Regions from separate parts of the Homo sapiens genome. Here region 2 is linked to region 1. A link is a contact called in ENCODE Hi-C data. All regions are on one chromosome and are shown on one strand. Each heading gives the region's core, a stretch centred on a gene start or an enhancer-like site at or near the end of the contact. The rest is flanking DNA. Distances are from core to core; before and after follow the strand shown. Region 1 overlaps LOC105371348 (a long non-coding RNA gene). Region 2 overlaps CFDP1 (craniofacial development protein 1).

Region 1 (5,840 bases), core at 1,425-3,924:
TGCCAGCTCTCAAATCTGGGTCTAGGGTAAAAGAGAAATAAAACTAAAACCTGTCCGAAAAAAATTCAATCACAGTGAACCTGACTGGGAAAGGAGTAGAAGAGAGGGAAGAGCCAGTATCCAGGCAGCTGGGGAACCCAAAACAATTCCCCTTAGGGCTACTCCCTCCCTGGTATCTCCTGATGTCTGACCTGACCCTCCCCTCCATTAAGAATAGATGTCACTTTCCTCCGTTCTCCTCCACTCTCCTCCACTCACTGCTACTTCTCCCACTCCACATCAACAAACTGAGTCCCAAAAGCTTCTTAAATATCAGCCCTATGGCGCTCAGAGCTCGGAAATGCTGAAAGTCCTTCAGTACCAGATGCCAACTTAGAGAGGACAAAGGAGTAGGAAAGACTGAGCAGTGACCCCTACATCCATGTGCCACTATCCTATAGCACATTTGAGACTATTCTGAAGAGCAAGTTAAACTCACATAAAATAGAAATTTTTATCCTAAAAAATATTTCATATGAAACATTTATGGAACTGAAAAAGTACTATACTTCAATCTGGAGCAAAATGACTTTGGCTCTCACTCTGAAAATAAATGTTTAAATCATACTTGATGGAACAAAGTCAGCTGAAACTATGCACATTGGATTCACCAGGAGACATGTGTACACAGTGGGCTGCCTCTCCTACATAAAAAGGTCTTCATGGATATACAATGGGTCCTCATGAAACTGATTTTGCCACAGATTTTGGGGAACTGAGAGCTTTTTTCTTCCTCCAGGAGGGCACAACTTCCTTCTATTTTCCAGTTTTTGTGCTCTACCTCTTTAATTTTACTTAAAAAGAATGACCCTGAAAAACACATTAGTAATTACTAGATGCCAGAAAATGATCCTTCTAGCATAAAATTGGAACATGGAACTATTTTATCAGTGTTAACTAGACCTGAATTATCAAATTTCAAACAATATTATAATACCAAAAGCTGATTTTAGATTATATTACAGCTCATTTCATAGAGCACCAAGGAAGTGGAAGAAAATATAAATGTGCTTCTTAACCTGTGTGACAAACCTACCTCAATGATTCAAGTGAAAGTTGTGGATTCACATGTTCGAGGCACATAAAAAAATAATCTTGTATGTTTTAATATCTAACTCAAGGACTATCATCCAGCATCTCTCATGCTGTGCTCATTCACACACTACAGAAAGGTAACTCCTCTTTGGCAGAGCTATGAAGTATATCTAAATTAAACAGGCTAATCAAGTGACTGGATTATGTGTAAACCTCCTCAAATAAAATAGTATAAAAAAATATATCATGGTAGAGTTTATTATTGTCACATTATCATAGTAACCACTAGGAATTTAGTCAGTTAAAAATATGTCAAAACCCAGCCTACAAAATGGGAAAAAATATTTGCAAACTATGCATCCGACAAAGGTCTAATATCCAGCATCTATAAGGAACTTAAACAAATTTACAAGAAAAATACCCCATTAAAAAGTGGGCAATGAACATAAACAGACACTTTTCAAAAGAGGACTTACTGCAGCCAACAAGCATATGAAAAAATGCTCCACATCACTAATCATTAGAGAAATGGCAATCAAAACCACAATGAGATACCATCTCACACCAGTTGAAAGGGCTTTTAATAAAAAGTCAAAAAATAACAGATGCTGGCAAGGTTGCAGAGAAAGGGGAATGCTGATACACTGCTGGTGGGAATGTAAATTAATTCAGCCATTGTGCAAAGCAATGTGGTGATTCCCCAAGGAATTTAAAAGAGAATTACCAATTGACCCAACAACCCCATTATTGAGTACATACCCAAAGAAATAGAAATCATTCTACCATAAAGACACATGCACACGTATGTTTATCGCAACACTATTCGCAATAGCAAAGACATGGAATCAACCTAAATGCCAATCAACAGTACACTGGATAAAGAAAATGTGGTACATATACACCATGGGATACCACACATTCATAAAAAAGAACAAGATCACATCCTTTGCAGCAACAAGGATGGAGCTGGAGGCCATCATCCTAAACAAACTAATACAGGAACAGAAAACCAAATGCCACATGTTCTCACTTACAAGTGAGAATTAACCAAGGAGAACACATGGGCACAAAGTGGGGAACAACAGACACATGGGCCTACTTGAGGGTGGAGGGTGGAAGGAAGGAGAGGATCAAAACACTACCCATCGGATATTATGCTTATTACTTGGGTGATGAAATAATCTGTACCCCAAACCCCCATGACACGCAGTTTACCTATATAACAAGCCTGCACATGTGCCCCGAGCCTAAAATAAAAGTTTTTTTAAGTCAAAACCATCTTCATTCTTTGTCTTCTTTACAAAAATATATCTGAAAAAATACATCCTGTGAAGTAGTGCTCTAAAGTTGTCGGAGATATTGATTTATTACTTCCTTTACTAAAATAATACCTTATATTTACTTAATTAAAATATATAAAACCTCCATAACTGGCATTTACGTTCAGAGAAATCGCTCTAAATAAAACATCTGCCAGGAACTAAAAGCATTTTAAAGTGGCTTGGCACTAACACTGTCATTATCATCACTATTACAAGGGACAGTGTCAGATTACATGTATGGCCACGAGGAGGTGCTAATACCCTGTGGCTTCATCACCAAAAAGAAAGTCATCAGAGCTGCAAAACCTGGGCCTGTTATTGCAGAGTCTGGTAAAAACAAAAACCCCACAGAGAGCAGAGTAACCTGCTGGCCTCTCACAGGGGACCGAGTGAAGGATGCTCTACAATCCAGGGAAAGGGGTGATAAGCCAGGGGAAAGCTGGCCTGCCTACCTGTTCTTCTCACAGAGGTGCCTCTTTAAAAATACATCTGATGAAATACTGTAATTTCTAAATGTTTGGACATTGTTATAATTATCAAATTAATCATTGATACAGTAGTCATTCCAATTTAGCTTCTTGTCCATCACTACAATTCTGAAGAATAAAATGTCTGCCCAGAAATAAGAATGTGGAGTCAGAAGAGGCTTTATTACTAGAAATATGAAATCAAAATGAAATTGCAGAGCTGTTCCAAAACAAAAATGTAAAGGCCCTTTCACTTACTGGCCCTTTCTATTGAAAACAAGAAGGAATTTAAGAGTAGTGTTATTGTTGTTAACGTTTTCACTGTGAGACAATTTGAGGGATTTACTTTGTTATCATACATTTGACATCGTCTCAACTCCTGTTCCAATCACAGAAATGCCTCCAAATAAAATACCTGCCAGTAATTAAAAACACATTATTATATAATTATCATTATTCCTTCAAAGGGGGTGGGAGGAGTTATTAGTGCAGTCCTTGTGATTTTTCTCTAAGTTTGAAACTATTTCAAAATAAACTTCTTTAAATTGCATATCCCTTTCTTGAAATACAGTTAAATGAAAAGCCTACCAATAGTTAAACCTTTAATGTTATGAGGGATAATATTATCATTACTAGTAAATAGGGTTAACCCCAAACAATGGAAACTGGTTTGTTTCTAGGCAGAATGCTGGATCCCAGCAACCAGGGAGGAAACAGGTCATTTGTCTGCAGTCGCCATTCTGTGAAATCCACTCGGTAGCAACAGTCAATGGATCTCCCAGTGGAATTGCTTATCACCTAGCAATGTATTGGTTGTAAATAATCCAGTCACAAATGTATTCTCTTCAATTTACATATACTTGTGGCTCTAACAAAGAGAAGTCATCATTCTCTAGTGTGCAAATGAACACAGCAAGAAGCACGATTGGATGAGTTTGTTTTTCTTTCTAAGCTGGGGCATGTGAATCCACACATTATCACATGAAACAGTGATATGCATTAAACAGAAATTTAAAAACACATTTATATGTTTATTCTTCCCGGGTTCTCCATGAAATAAGCAGTAATTGAATCCTGATATCTGCTTTTCATATATGTTTTTAAAGTGATAATTCAGATTTAATAGCACCAATAACAAAACAGTGCCATGTTCCAGTTTTACGCTAGAGGGATCATCCACCAGCATTTATTAATTACTAATGTCTTTTCTTGACATTCTTCTCTTCAAGTAAAATTACAGAACTACAGAAGAAAACCTGAGAATTGGAGCAAGTGTTCTCTTGGAGAACAAAGCCCTCAGATCCTACAAAATTAGTTTTATGAAGATATACAGTAACTGTCTTGGTCTTTTTTTTCTGTTGTTTATAAGAGAATTCCTGAAACTGGGTAATTTATAAAGAGAAGAAACTTATTTCTTACAGTTGTGGAGCTGAGGAATCCAAGGTCAAGGGGCCACATCTGGTGAGATCCTTCCTGCAGGTGAGGACTGTCTGAAAAGTCCTGAGGCAAGGCAGGGCCTCACCTGGCGAGGCAGTCGTCTGTGCTAGCTCAGGTGTCTCTTGCCCCTTTTTTTATTTTTATTTTTTTATTTTTTTTTTGAGACGGAGTCCCGCTCTGTCTCCCAGGCTGGAGTGCAGTGGCACGATCCCGGCTCTCTGCAAGCTCCGCCTCCCGGGTTCACGCCATTCTCCTGCCTCAGCCTCCTGAGTAGCTGGGACCACAGGCGCCCGCCACCATGCCCGGCTAATTTTTTGTATTTTTAGTTCAGGCAGGGTTTCGCCATGTTAGCCAGGATGGTCTCGATCTCCTGACGTCGTGATCCGCCTGCCTCGGCCTCCCAAAGTGCTGGGATTACAGGCGTGAGCCACCGCGCCCAGCCGTCTCTTGCCCTTCTTATAAGCCACCTGTCCCACTTCCATGATAGCCTATTCATCTGTTAATCCATGAATGGATAATTCATTCAAGAGGGCAGACCCCTCATGATCCAATCACTTCTTAAAGGGCCCACTTCTCAATACTGCCACATTGGGGATTTAGTTTCAACATCAGTTTTGGAAGGGACATCCGAAACACAGCAGTAACCAATGAGAAAATTTGCTGCTAGGAGAGGCAGCCCCCGTGTACTGGGGAGAGTGACTCACTTATTCAACCTGCATGTCAAATGAATGTGATCGCAAACATTCACACACACACACACACACACACACACACACACACACACACACACGTACATACAGTCCCATTGGATCCAATAGTACACTGTCATCTTACCGTTTCATCATGAATGGTTTAAACATTTATTTTCAGGGTAAAAGTTAAAATTGTCCTAAATCATCTACTTTTTTAGTACAGTGAACGTTTCATGCAAATTGTTTTTATGACGGAAATTTCTGTTTCACATCAGTTTCATTTCCTGTTTGGTATGTTCTCAAATGTGCCATAGCACATGAATGTGGGGTCACTGCTCAGCCTTTCCTACCTACTCACCCTCGCCAAGGTGGCATCTGGTAGTGAGGGAGGCTCAGCACTTTCCAGTCTCAAACCCTGGGACTCAAGCAGTTTCTGGGAATGATACGATGTATTCCTTTCTTAAGGCGGCTGCAACAAAGCACCCTAAACTGGGTGGCTTAAAACAACAGGAATTTATTCTCTCAGAGTGGTAGGGGCTGGAAGTCTGAATCAAGATGCCAGCAGGGCCAGGCTCCCTCCTCGCTTGCTGTCACCAGCAGCCCTTGGTGTTCTTGGCTTGCAGCTGCATAACTCCTGTCTTTAACTCCATCATCACGCGGTATTTCCCCCTCCTGTGTCTCCGCCACGTCATTTCCCTGCTTCTTGTAAGAACGCCAGTTACATCGGATGAGGACCCATCTTAATGACCTAACAATGTTGTCACAAATTTTAAAAGTTGAAAACTCCCAGGCAGTGACTAATGGGCAAACAGCCAAAGCTGAAGAATTTAGAGAGGAGAAAACAGTAG
Region 2 (6,640 bases), core at 2,843-5,342, 440 kb after region 1:
GATGATCTGCTGTGCACCAGGCATTATGCTAAGTGCATTCACACACATCTCAGTGCCTGTTGCCTCGTTGTGGACTTCTCTATCCCAGCTCGTCCCCCTGGCAAATTCTTTCTCATCCTTCAACTCTCAGACACCTCCCCCACCCTCTCTATAGCTTTCCCCATCTCAGACTCTTATGCTCTACTGCACTTCCTGTGTAATGGTTTTCTCCTAATGTAATTGCTTGTTTGTGTATCTTTATCTTGTGAATAAATTAAATGAGGGTAAGAAATCTGTCTATCTCCAGTGGCCAAAAAAGAGTCTGGCACACTGAAGGCACTCAACGATAAGGGCTGAGTTGATGAATATCTCATTTAATCATTACCCTGCAAGGTAGTTCTTATTATCTTCATTTTACTAATTGGTTACTTACTTGAGACTCAGAGAAATTAACTTGCCCAGAGTAAAAATAAATACAGTCACACACCACTCGTGTGTTCACAGTGATGCTGGTGTAAACAAACCTACCATGCTGCCAGTCATATAAAAGAGAATAAACAGCTATGTTACTGTTTTATGTATGTATAGTATACTTTTTTTTTTTTTTTTGAGACAGAGCTTCGCTCTTGTTGCCCAGGCTGGAGTGCAATGGCACGATCTCGGCTCACTGCAACCTCTACCTCCTGGATTCAAGCAGTTCTCCTGCCTCAGCCTCTGGAGTAGCTGGGATTACAGGCACGCTCCACCAGGCCCGGCAAATTTGTATTTTCAGTAGAGATCGGGTTTCACCATGTTAGTCAGGCTGGTCTTGAACTCCTGGCCTCAGGTGATCCACCTGCCTCGGCCTTCACAAGTGCTGGGATTACAGGCGTGAGCCACTGTACCCAGCCCTATAGTATACTTTAAATTGTTATTTTAGAGTGTATTCCTTCTACTTGTTAAAAAAAAAAAAAAAGTTAAGTAAAACAGCCTCAGGCAGGTCCTTCAGGAAGGATTCCATAAGAAAGCATTGTTGTCATAGGAGATGGCAGCTCCAGACACGTTGCTCTTGAAGACTTTCCAATGGGACAAAATAAGGAAGTCAAAGACAGTGATATTGATGATCCTGACCCTGTGTAGGCCTGGACTAATGTGTGTGTTTGTCTTAGTTTTTTTTTTTTTAACGTTAAAAAGTAAAAACAGTGAAAACATTTTAAAATAGAAAAAAACCTTACAGAAACAGGGTATAAAGAAAGTTTTTCTACAGCTGTGCTATGTTTTAAGCTAAGCATTACTAAAAAACAGTCAAAAAGTTTTAAAAGATTAAAAAGTTTATAAAGTTACAGTAAGCTAAGGTTAAATTTTTATTGAAGAAAAAAAAATTTTCTAAATAAATGTATTGTAGCCTAAGTGTACAGTGGTTATAAAATCCACAGTAGTGTGCAGTAATGTCCTTGGCCGTCACATTCACTCACCACTCACTCACTGACTCACCCAGAGCAACTTCCAGTCCTGCGGGTTCCACCATTCATGGTAAACTTCCTATACAGCTGTACCTTTTTTTATCTTTTATACACAGGTTAAGTATCCCTTACCCAAAATGCATGGGACCAGAAGTGTTTCCGATTTGGGATTTTTTTTTTTTTTAATATTTGTATTCTACTTAGTGGTTGAGCACCCCAAATCTGGAAATTCAAAATTCGAAATGCTCCTTTGAGTGTCATGTCAGTGCTCAAAATATTTTGGATTTTGGAACATTTTAGATTTCAGATTTTTGGGTTTAGGATGCTCAACTGTACCATATTTTTACTGTACCTTTTCTAGGTCTAGATGTGTTTAGACATAGATGCTTACCATTCTGTTACAGTTGCCTACAGTACTTAGTACAGTAACATGCTATACAGATTTGTAGCCTAGGAGCAATAAACTTTACCACACAATGTAAGCCTGTAGTAGGCTATACTATCTAGGTTTGTGTAAGTACACTCTGTGATGTTGGGCACAACAATGAAATCACCTAACACATTTCTCAGAACATAAGCAACACATGACTATAAATAAAAATTTATTAAGTGGGAGGGACAGGTTTCTACACTGACTGCAAAGCCACTGTACCCAAGTGCTTTAAAAACACAGATCCGAAATAGTGTTGGTGATATCTGGGACTTCACTTTACAAGCAATGCCCAGATATTCTAATATTCCTGTGTAAAGACTAGATTTCTGATTCTTCTTACAAAATGTATGCATGACCATCATGTAGAAAACAAATTAGGAAAGTTTAATAGGCTGGGCGCGGTGGCTCACGCCTGTAACCCCAGCACTTTGGGAGGCCGAGGCGGGTGGATCACAAGGTCAGGAGATCGAGACCATCCTGGCTAACACGGTGAAACCCCGTCTCTACTAAAATTACAGAAAAATTAGCCGGGTATGGTGGCGGGCGCCTGTAGTCCCAGCTACTCGGGAGGCTGAGGCAGGAGAATGGCATGAACCTGGGAAGTGGAGCTTGCCGTGAGCCAAGATCGCACGACTGCACTCCAGCCTGGGCGACAAAGCAAGACTTGGTCTCGAAAAAGAAAAAGAAAACAAATTAGGAAAGTTTAAATGTGTTTCCTATAGGAGGCTGTGATAGATACCAACTGAGAGATGTGTTGTTTCTTCTGGATGCTTATATATAATCTTAAATTTATGGTTTAAAGCAGGGGTGTCCAAGGGAGAGAATACAGTCATGAGTTCTTAGTTTCTGTTTCTGGTTGGGCCCATAAAGCCCCTTCCTCACCCCTCTTTTCCGCTTATCACTAGAGGCAGAAACTGAAAAACATGGCTTCAGGCTGGTAAAAGCCCAAAACAAAACAAAACAATAACAGAATAAGGCAGGTTGGACAAGCTTGGTTTAAAGTATTACCTGAGAGATAGGTAAATCTGTTGAGGCAGAAAGTAGATTAGTAGTTGCCAAGAGCTGGTGAGGGGAATGAAGAGTAACTGCTACTGGATATAAGGGGCTTTTTGGCAGGAGTGGCAATTTTCTAAAATGAGATTGTGGTAATGGATATACTAAAAACCACTGAGTTGTACCATTTTAAATAGGTGAAATCTTTAGAATGTGGATTACATCTCAGTAAAGCTATTATAAAAAGTATTAGCCAGGCTGGGCACTGTGGCTCACGCCTGTAATTCCAGCACTTTGGAATGCCGAGGTAGGAGGATCCCTTGAGCCCAGGAGTTCAGGATCAGGCTGAACAACATAGTGAGATCTTGTCTTGTAAAAATAATAATAATAATTTATTAAAATATTAAAGTATTAGCTGTTAGCTGAGCAAGGCATGATGGCGTGTGCCTGTGACTCCCAGCTACTCAGGAAGCTGAGGCAGGAGGTTCACTTGAGCCCAGGAGTTCAAAACCAGCAAGATCCCATCTCTTAAAAAAAAAATACTAGCTGAGAATAAGAAATAGTAAGTCATCAGATTTTCCAGCATTCTTCCAGAGTACAAGTACATTTAGTAGCTTATATTTGGGTTCTTGTTTCTCTTCATTCTTAGAGGGAAACTATTCCTTGGTGTGACTCAGGTCATGTTTTTGGATTTTGTTCTTTTATTTGCATGAGTCCCCCTCATTTCAGTTGTTTAATTCACATGAGACCATCAATGTCCCATATTCTGAGCCCCTTTCCTTCATCTGAACAGTGAGAACAATGAACACACTCATGCAATCCTTGCAGAGTCACCAGCTGAGCCTCACGGTGACTGGAAGGCCATAGCAAAGCCACTCGTCCCCCAGGAGAGGGTGTCAATCACACACTCTCACAGTCTGGGGTGAGGAGCCCTGGGTCAGAGGCCTTGCTCTCACAGCAGGGAGATCGTGATGCCAAGTTTCCCAAAGCAAATGGCTAATACACAGGGAAAAATCAAAGAATGGAAGGGTCTGCCCTACTTTAGTTGATTGCACTTGATTTTTTTCTTTTTTTTTTAACTAGTTTTCCTTCAAACAATCTGTTGGCAGAGCAGCCAACTTTGTTTCAGCAGACCTTCTTCGTTTGCCAGCCAGTTAACGCTAAAGCATCTTTTTCAAACTTTTTGGCCTTCAGTCATAGTTACACGTTTTACATTATGACCCAGTGTGAGTCATGGTCACATAAAAGCGCATGCTCCGAGGGGGTCTCAGAATGCAAAGAAACTGGACTTGTTTAAGGGTTCATACATCTCCTAGCAGTAGGGATGGGATGAACCTTGGAGGACAAACTACATTTCTGAATGAAAAGGCTGTTTTAGCAACCCCTGGCTAGCAGATTAAGGAAAGAAACTCTACTTACCGTTTTCTCTTGCTCTAGAGATGGAGGATGGGAATTCTTTTTGATGGTCAGTGATACCGTGGGTAAAAATCTTCCATTTGTTAAAGAGAAACAATGTTGTGGTTTACAGATGGCTCAGCTGTGGTTAGCCTCTATGAAAACCATTTCCTGCATGCAGTAAAAAGAAAGTTTTCTGCTTTCAGTATCAAACTACGTGGAAACGAATATTTCTTTGTTGAAATCCATTGTATTGCCTTAGCAAAGTGACACTTAGGGCTCATGCTTAAGTAACCCCATTCTTGTGATCACCCTTGTATAGATGATTGCTTCCTAAGGGCTCTTTAAATCCTGGGTTGTGAGGGGTGGCACCACAGGGGGAACGCTGATGATGCCATATCCCAGCTTTGTGAGGAGAAGTGGAAGCTGCCTCTGGAGGAAGAGGGGCAGGTTGGGATCTGAGCCTCATTAAGTTTTCCCATTGATATTAGTAGAATTGTGGCCTCTAGGAGGCCAGAGCTGCTACCCTGGCAACTGAGTGAGCAAACGATGTTGCGGATGCCACTGAGAAAGTAGATTTGGGAGTCAGGACCCTAGCAGGAGCGCTAAGTGCTGAAAAATGACCTTCACCACTTCAGTCTCGTGTAATGCAACGACCATAAAGCACGTTCCCCCCCAACCCCAGATGTAACTTTGAGGTGTCAAGGATCACAGCTGTGTCCAATGTCTATCTCCTCCTCATTTGGAATTTTGCATGCTTATTTAGTAGCAGTTAGAAGTTTGGGGCTGGGCGTGGTGGCTCACACCTGTAATCCCAGCACTTTGGGAGGCCGAGGTAGGTGGATTATAAGGTCAAGAGATCAAGACCATCCTGGCCAACATGGTGAAACCCCATCTCTACTAAAAATACAAAAATTAGCTGGGCATGGTGGCATGTGCCTGTAATCCCAGCTACTCAGGAGTCTGAGGCTGGAGAATCACTTGAACCCGGGAGGCAGAGGTTGCAGTGAGCCGAGATCGCTCCACTGCACTCCAGTCTGGCAACAGAAACTTCATCTCAAAAAAATAAATAAATAAAGTAAGTTTGGTATTGAGAGGGAGTAATTTTGCAAAATGTGTTCGGCTCCTATGAGTTTCATTTAAAGCTATGTGCTTAATGTGCCTTCTCATTTCTAGAAAGGGGCAGGCATGACTTGTTTTAAGAGAGGTGTCTATGATGTAAGGAATTATTTCTGATTTGACTGAGGACACCCCTGTATCCCAAAACTTTAGCCTAGTCTCAACCTGAGAGGTGCCCAAGAATTTAAAATTTATGTTAATATCCTCAGATTTTTTTATGAAGAGACAGAGACATGCATCCCTGGGAGAAAAAAGAAAGCTGAAAGTCTAAAAGCAGGATGCAGATATTTAAGAAAGCATGCCGGCCGGGCGCAGTGGCTCACGCCTGTAATCCCAGCACTTTGGGAGGCCAAGGCGGGCGGATCACAAGGTCAGGAGATCGAGACCATCCTGGCTAACACGGTGAAACCCAGTCTCTACTAAAAATACAAAAATTAGCTAGGCATGGCAGCATGCACCTGTAGTCCCAGCTGCTGGGGAGGCTGAGGCAGGAGAATGGCGTGAACCCAGGAGGCGGAGGTTGCAGTGAGCCGAGACTGTGCCACTGCACTCCAGCCTGGGCGACAGAGTGAGACTTCATCTCAAAAAAAAAAAAAAAGAAAGAAAGAAAGCATGCCAACTCCCTAATCAACAGTCAGCCAAACAACACACCACTGAGGCATATTGATCTTCTGCCCAGTGCTTTGTCCTGTTGACTTAGTTGGCGAGATGTGCTATTTGCCTGGCCATGTTGTCCCTGATGGGAACGATCAGGGGAATGTTCATGAGAGTGTGTGGCTCCAGCCGTCAGACCAGCACAGACCAGTCACAGTCACAGCAGAGCACAGTTCTCCTTGAGAAGGGTCATTGACCTTTTTCTTTTTTTTGTGATACGGAGTCTCACTCTGTCACCCAGGCTGGAGTGCAGTGGCGCGCTGGAGTGCAGTGGCGCGATCTCGGCACACTGCAACCTCTGCCTCCCAAGTTCAAGCAATTCTCCTGCCTCATCCTCCTGAGTAGCTGGGATTACAGGTATGTACCACCATGCTTGGCCAATTTTTTGTATTTTTTTAGTAGAGATGGGGGGTGGGGTCTCACCATGTTGGCCAGACTGGTCTCGAACTCCTGACGTTAGGTAATCTACCCACCTCAGCCTCCCAAAGTGCTGGGATTACAGGGGTGAGCTACCACACCTGGCCAGGTCATTGACTTTTAATGCCAGATGCTGACTCTGCCTCAGCTTTTCTTGGCCTCTGCGGCTGTGACTGGTGGGAGGCCATATGGAACCAGTATCTGGAAA

The links. Hi-C counts contacts between places; a loop is a spot of excess contacts on that map. Pooled maps may share reads with other maps.
Region 2: a map with no recorded cell type shows a loop between it and region 1 (6-fold over the local background). The contact joins two enhancer-like sites. A Hi-C loop is called at or near these places in 6 of 37 single-sample maps with no recorded cell type and 3 of 50 pooled maps.

What each region holds. Positions count from the first base shown.
Region 1 is chr16:75,761,170-75,767,009 of GRCh38, reverse strand. LOC105371348 (a long non-coding RNA gene) reads right to left here. Exons shown (of 6, transcript XR_933748.4): 2 at 5,351-5,840. Among named protein-coding and RNA genes, the nearest start is that of CPHXL, 38 kb to the right of the region's middle. RefSeq lists an enhancer at 2,784-2,843. Within about 2 kb of position 2,674, at least 3 of the 41 ENCODE cell types and tissues checked have a DNase peak (open chromatin) inside an H3K27ac peak, as active enhancers do.
Region 2 is chr16:75,317,728-75,324,367 of GRCh38, reverse strand. The region is part of intron 5 of CFDP1 (craniofacial development protein 1); the gene reads left to right. Among named protein-coding and RNA genes, the nearest start is that of BCAR1, 69 kb to the right of the region's middle. RefSeq lists an enhancer at 4,566-4,735. Within about 2 kb of position 4,092, at least 6 of the 41 ENCODE cell types and tissues checked have a DNase peak (open chromatin) inside an H3K27ac peak, as active enhancers do.